Linked DNA regions of Homo sapiens: region 2 is linked to region 1. The links are chromatin loops, found by intact Hi-C in ENCODE. Cell type or tissue: HepG2. All regions are shown on one strand. Each heading gives the region's core, and the rest is flanking DNA. Links, peaks and the distances in the headings are about the cores only.

Evidence for each region. A loop is a pair of places that touch in the nucleus more often than their neighbours do. Peaks named below come from ENCODE experiments on the same cell type or tissue, not always from the same donor. Only the 100,000 strongest peaks of a DNase experiment are listed, where the experiment ranks them.
Region 2: a loop joins it to region 1, with 2.6 times the contacts of the local background. A loop is called at or near these places in 23 of 110 quality-filtered maps.

The regions. Positions count from the first base shown.
Region 1 is chr18:701,710-704,514 of GRCh38, reverse strand. All of the region lies in intron 2 of ENOSF1 (enolase superfamily member 1), which reads left to right. Among named protein-coding and RNA genes, the nearest start is that of ENOSF1, 9.5 kb to the left of the region's middle. In HepG2, for the core only: no CTCF peak of the experiment used is centred there; DNase peaks (open chromatin) are centred at 984, 1,484 and 1,844; H3K4me3 peaks cover 608 bases.
Region 2 is chr18:623,018-625,822 of GRCh38, reverse strand. It overlaps CLUL1 (clusterin like 1), which reads right to left. Exons shown (of 10, transcript NM_001393344.1): 5 at 791-958. LOC105371952 (a long non-coding RNA gene) reads left to right here. Exons shown (of 7, transcript XR_935082.4): 6 at 1,077-1,303; 7 at 1,616-2,805. Among named protein-coding and RNA genes, the nearest start is that of CLUL1, 27 kb to the right of the region's middle. In HepG2, for the core only: a CTCF peak has its summit at 1,633 (motif pointing left); a DNase peak (open chromatin) is centred at 1,642.

The sequences.
Region 1 (2,805 bases), core at 200-2,699:
TACTGTTTTTTAAAACTATGTACAAGTTTTACAGAGAGAGGATATATTAGGCTGTTCTTTTTTTTTTTTTTTTTCTTTTCTTTTTGGAAACAAGAGTCTTGCTCTGTTGCCCAGCCTGGAGTGCAGTGGCGCAATCTCGCTCACTACAACCTCCACCTCCCGGGTTCAAGCAATTCTTATGCCTCAGCCTCCCGAGTAGCTGGGATTACAGGCACACACCACCACGCCCGGCTAGTTTTTATATTTTTAGTAAAGATGAGGTTTCACCATGTTTGGTCAGGCCGGTCTCCTGACTTCAAATGATCTGCCCACCTTGGCCTCTCAAAGTGCTAAGATTATAGGCATGAACCACCACTCTGAGCCAGGCTATTTTTGCATTGCTATAAAGGAGTACGAGAGACTGGATAATTTATAAAGAAAAAGAGGTTTAATTGCCTCATGGTTCTGCAGGTTTTACAGAAAGCATGATGCCAGCTACTCAGCTTCTAGGGAGGCTTCAGGACACTTACAATCATGGTAGAAGGTGAAGGGGGAGCAGGCACGTCCTATGTCGAAAGGATCAAGAGAAAGGGAATGGGGAGGTGCTACACACTTTTAAGTCACCAGATCTCACGAGAACTCACTCACTATCTCAAAGACAGTACCAATGGGATAGTGCTAAACCATTCAGGAGAAATCCACCTCCAAGATCTAATAATCACCTCCCACCAGGCCCCACCTCCAACACTGCGGATTACACTTCAACATGAAATTTGTGCAGAATGTCTAAACCATCTCAGGGGGTAACTTCACTCTGTCCAAAAGGCTCAGGGAAGGCTTCAGAGCAGAAGTAATGCTTTGAGGTGAGTCTCGAAGAGCAAACAGGAATTTGCCAGGCAGAGAAAGACCATGCTGTGAGTCAGTCCCGCTTTTCTCCATTAAGTAAACAATTTACTGTTAAAGTTTTCCCCAGAGTAGTAACCACTTACTAAGACAGAGCTGTGAGCTGTTTCTGCTTCTTCTGCAACTCTAATTGTCCCTTGTTTGTAAGTTGAGTACTTTATGAAGCCGCTGCCTTTCTCCATACTGCAAACCCTACAGCACAGCCCCCAAAGGTTGCATAAAACTCAGCGAGCTTACAAGATAATGTTAGGCCATTGGACCCACTCTCTGTTAACAGCCCAGACTTTAAACTTTGCTGACTTGGGCACACGTGGAGGGGCCCTGGGCACTAAGATAGATAAGAAGCCCTTCTGGGATGGGTGCTGAGCTCAGTGTTTAGGGCCTTCACTTCCCCTCTCCTCCTCCATTCCCAGCCCCACACCGCTGTCTTGGTGGATGTCTCAGGCACGGATAAATCAACTTCCATCTCTCCATGACTTTAATTAATGACTCTTTTGTGCTAAGGGTTTTGGCTTCCTCCTTTTTCAGACCACAACATGACAGAACCCATTTTAACTTTAACCTTGCTACATATTTCAGGTGACTCACTGCAGTCTCACTAAATGTGTTACACAGCACTCACACTAAAGATGAAAAATTCCATTAGCTCATCCTGGTTCTTCTGCTTACTTACCTAATCATCTGTTTATGATTTAAAAAAATAGGGTTACTGTGAAGAGAGTGCTTGTGTGTGAGACAGAGAGGGAGGGTTGTTTTTCAAATGTATAGAATATACCAATGTAGTTTTTGGTTGGGTATTTTTTTAAATCATGACTTTATTAAATTTACTTAATTAATATTCATTTTTATCCTTTTTTTATGTTTTTAAAGTTTTTATTATTTATTAATTTATTTGAGATAAGGTCTTGCTCTGTCACCCAGGCTGGAGTGCAGTGGTGCAATCACGGCTCATACAGCCTTGACCTTCCAGACTCAAATGATTGTCCCACCTCACCTTCCCGAGTAGCTGGGCCCACAGGCACAAGCCACCATGCCTAGCTAATGTTTCTTTTTTTTGAGAGACAGAGTCTCGCTCTGTTGCCCAGGCTGGAGTGGAGTGGCACATTCTTGGCTCACTGCAGCCTCCACCTCCAAGGTTCAAACGATTCTCCTGCCTCAGTTTCCCAAGTAGCTGGGACTACAGATGTGTGCCACCATGCCCAGCTAATTTTTGTATTTTTAGGAGAGACAGGGTTTCACTATATGTTGGCCAGGCTGGTCTCAAACTCCTGACCTCAGGTGATCCACCCACTTTGGCCTCCCAAAGTGGTAGGATTGCAGATGTAAGCCACCACACCTGACCTGGGTTTTTTTTTTTTTTTTTTTTTTGAGATGTAGTTTCGCTCTTGTTGCCCAGGCTGGAGTGCAGTAGCACAATCTCTGCTCACTGCAACAACAACCTCCCAGGTTCAAGCGATTCTCCTGCCTCAGCCTCCCAGGTAGCTGGGACTATAGGTGCCTGCCACCATGCTGGGCTGATTTTTGTATTTTTTGTAGAGACAGGATTTCATCATTTTGCCCAGACTGGTCTTGAACTCCTGAGCTCAAGCAATCCGCCTGCCTCAGCCTCCCAAAGTGACGGGATTGCAGGCATAAGCTATAAGCCACCATGCCTGGCCTGTTTCTGTTTTTATTTATTTATTTATTTATTTATCTATGTATTTATTTATTTTTGAGATAGAGTCCCACTCTGTTGCCCAGGCTGGAGTGCAGTGGTGTGATCTCGGCTCACTGCAACCTCTGCCTCCTAGGTTCAAGCAATTCTCCTGCCTCAGCCTCCCGAGTAGCTGGGATTACAGGTGCCCACTATCACGCCAGCTAATTTTTTTTTTTTTTTGAGATGGAGTCTCGCTCTGTCACCCAGGCTGGAGTACAGTGGCGCGA
Region 2 (2,805 bases), core at 112-2,611, 79 kb after region 1:
TACGGCATTGCCAAGCCAGGAGCATACCCTAATTAGTATGTGCTCTAATATGGAGCGTGAAATTCCACTCAATTTTGTATTCAGCTCACTTCTTGAAGGGGGAGAAAAATCTAGCTTAATTGGAGCCGTTAGTGGGGCAGAGCTCATCCTATTCAGGTCACCACCCTCTGTGATCCCTCTGCTCAGAAGATAACCAAAGGGTACAAAAAAGAAAACATGCCAGTCCTACATACATGGGTAGGGCAAAAGGGGACATGAAGGGGTGTGTGTGTGTGTGTGTGTGTGTGTGTGTGTGTGTGTGTGTTATGCATAAGGAGGCAAGCATGTTGAAGGTAAGATTTGGGAGGCAGAGAGTATCTTTAAATATTTGGCCTCCAGAAGGAAAAATTAATGTGGATTGAAATCAGAGACTGCAATGCTATGATTCCAAATGCAATTTGGTAAACATTTACTGGATGCCACCAATGCATAAGTGAAGACAAATAAGATATGATCCCTGCCCTCAAAGAGCTTACTATCTAGTGGGAACATGTTCACAAATAACAAATACAAGGCAGAAAGCCAGGATATTTTAAGAGATGCATTCAGTGACCACTGAATGGGTGCTCTACCTTATAAATTGCGTATACACAGGTGATGGTATGTAAACATTAGTATTAGATTCTAGAAAGCAAAAGGCCCCTATCAGATCAGGCATCTCCGTTCTAAATATTAACATAAATTAATAAAAAAGTAAGCTGAAATAGGTGCCTCAAGAACTGTGAAATCTTGAGCTCTCTTTTTCTCTTACCTTATTTTTCACAGAGGACCAGCTAGGTTGGCAGGTTGTATAAATTCTCATGCAGTTATTTTCCAGGCAAGACCTGCATTCACCCCAGGAATCTGCCAAAGACTCCCGGCATAGCCTTTCTTCTTCCTCCAGATGTTCTTGAACTTCATTCAGAAGTTTCAGGGCCTCCTAGTTAAAAGTAGAAACAAAAGTCCAATTTCCATTTCATAATCTATGTGCACCTTAGTTGATTTCACCCTTTGAAATGTATACATTCTAAACTGCTTTTTCATTCTTTCTCCTTCAGGTGCCTCGCAGCTGTCAGATCTCCCCCAAAGCTTTCTGTTTAGTTTAAGAAAAGAGCACTGATTGATTCCTATTGAAGACTGTAAATCTTATTCATCTGTTCATTCATTTGTTCAATAAGTATTTACTGAGTGTTTGCTATGTGACAGACATTACTCTAGGTGTGGGTGACCTGACAATGAAGATGCCATCCCGATCTGGGAACAACTGTGATTTACCTATTTACCGGTAAGTCTGTCTTCAATTCTCATCCACTGGTGCATGGGGAAAGTGGGCTTTACAGTTTATAAAGCTGGTACATTTTAATTCTTTCATTTATGCTGTCTTTAATTGTTGTATATCCTTAAACATTGCAAGAAAGTACAATTCTTGTATGTCAAGTTAAATGTTCCCGTTGAGTTACATTGTAATTGCCGAGACGCAGGATGGCATCTCTGCAATTAGAATGTAATATAATAAATATATTTATATATAATGTAATATTAAATAAATATAAATGGGAATATAAACAAGCTTTGTTCTTCTTGTTTATATTCCCAGTGCTCCCCCTTGTGGTGCTTGCTGTACTTGGCCAAGTCCTGCTCTGGGTGGTGAGGAGCCCAGCAGCAGTGGCACCTGTCCCTGCGAGCCTCAGCCCTGCCCCTGGAGTGCCTCACGGGTCAGCACCATGGTGCAACAGACCTTTCTTCCTGTGCCCCTGCCCAAACCTCTGGCTTCCCTGCAAGTGTGGACTTCTGAACCCCAGCCCCCTCCATGCCGAGATATCGTGCAGGGGAATGAAGTGAGTATAGTGGATCTGGCCATAAGAAGACAGCCTCAGAGCTAATGGAAATGACCCTTTCCTGGAGTATTAAGCCCAAAGAATCACCTGGGCACTGACAATCTTCCACATCTTCTCTGCCTGGCTAGGATTTGTCAGTTGTCCTCATTGTAAAGTTTGGCTGCTAAGCCACGTAGCATTTGGTATGATCCACGTAAGAAAACTGCCAGGGCCCCAGCTTGCCAATATACATTTTGACCCAGACAGGAGTGTGTGTGTGTCCTTGGACTTTGTAGAACAATTTTGGAATCTTACATCTTTTTTTTTTTTTTTTTTTTTTTTTGAGACAGAGTCTGGCTGTGTCGCCCAGGCTGGAGTGCAGTGGTGCAATCTCAGCTCACTGCAACCTCCATCTCCCAGGTTTAAGAGATTCTCCTGCCTCAGCCTCCCCAGTAGCTGGGAGTACAGGTGCGTGCCACCATGCCGGGCTAATTTTTGTATGTTTAGTAGAGACGGAGTTTCACCATTTTGCCCAGGCTGATCTCGAACTCCTGGCCTCAAGTGATCTGCCCAGGTTGACCTCCCAAAGTGCTGGGATTGCAGGCATGAGCCACCTCACCTGGCTGAATCTTACATCTTAAAGTGGTTGTTTTTCGGCAGGGTGCAGTGGCTCACACCTGTAATTCCAGCATTTTGGGAGGCTGAGGCGGGTGGATCACCTGATGTCAGGAGTTTGAGAACAGCCTGGCCAACATAGTAAAACCCTGTCTCTGCTAGAAATACAAAAATTAGCTGGTCATGATGGTGGGTGCCTGTAATCCCAGCCACTTCAGAGGCTGAAGCAGGAGAATCGCTTGAACCCAGGAGGCGGAGGTTGCAGTGAGCCAAGATCGTGCCATTGTCCTTTAGCCTGGGCAACAAGAGTAAGACTCTGTCTCAAAAAAAAAAAAAAAGTTGTTTCTCCAAGGCA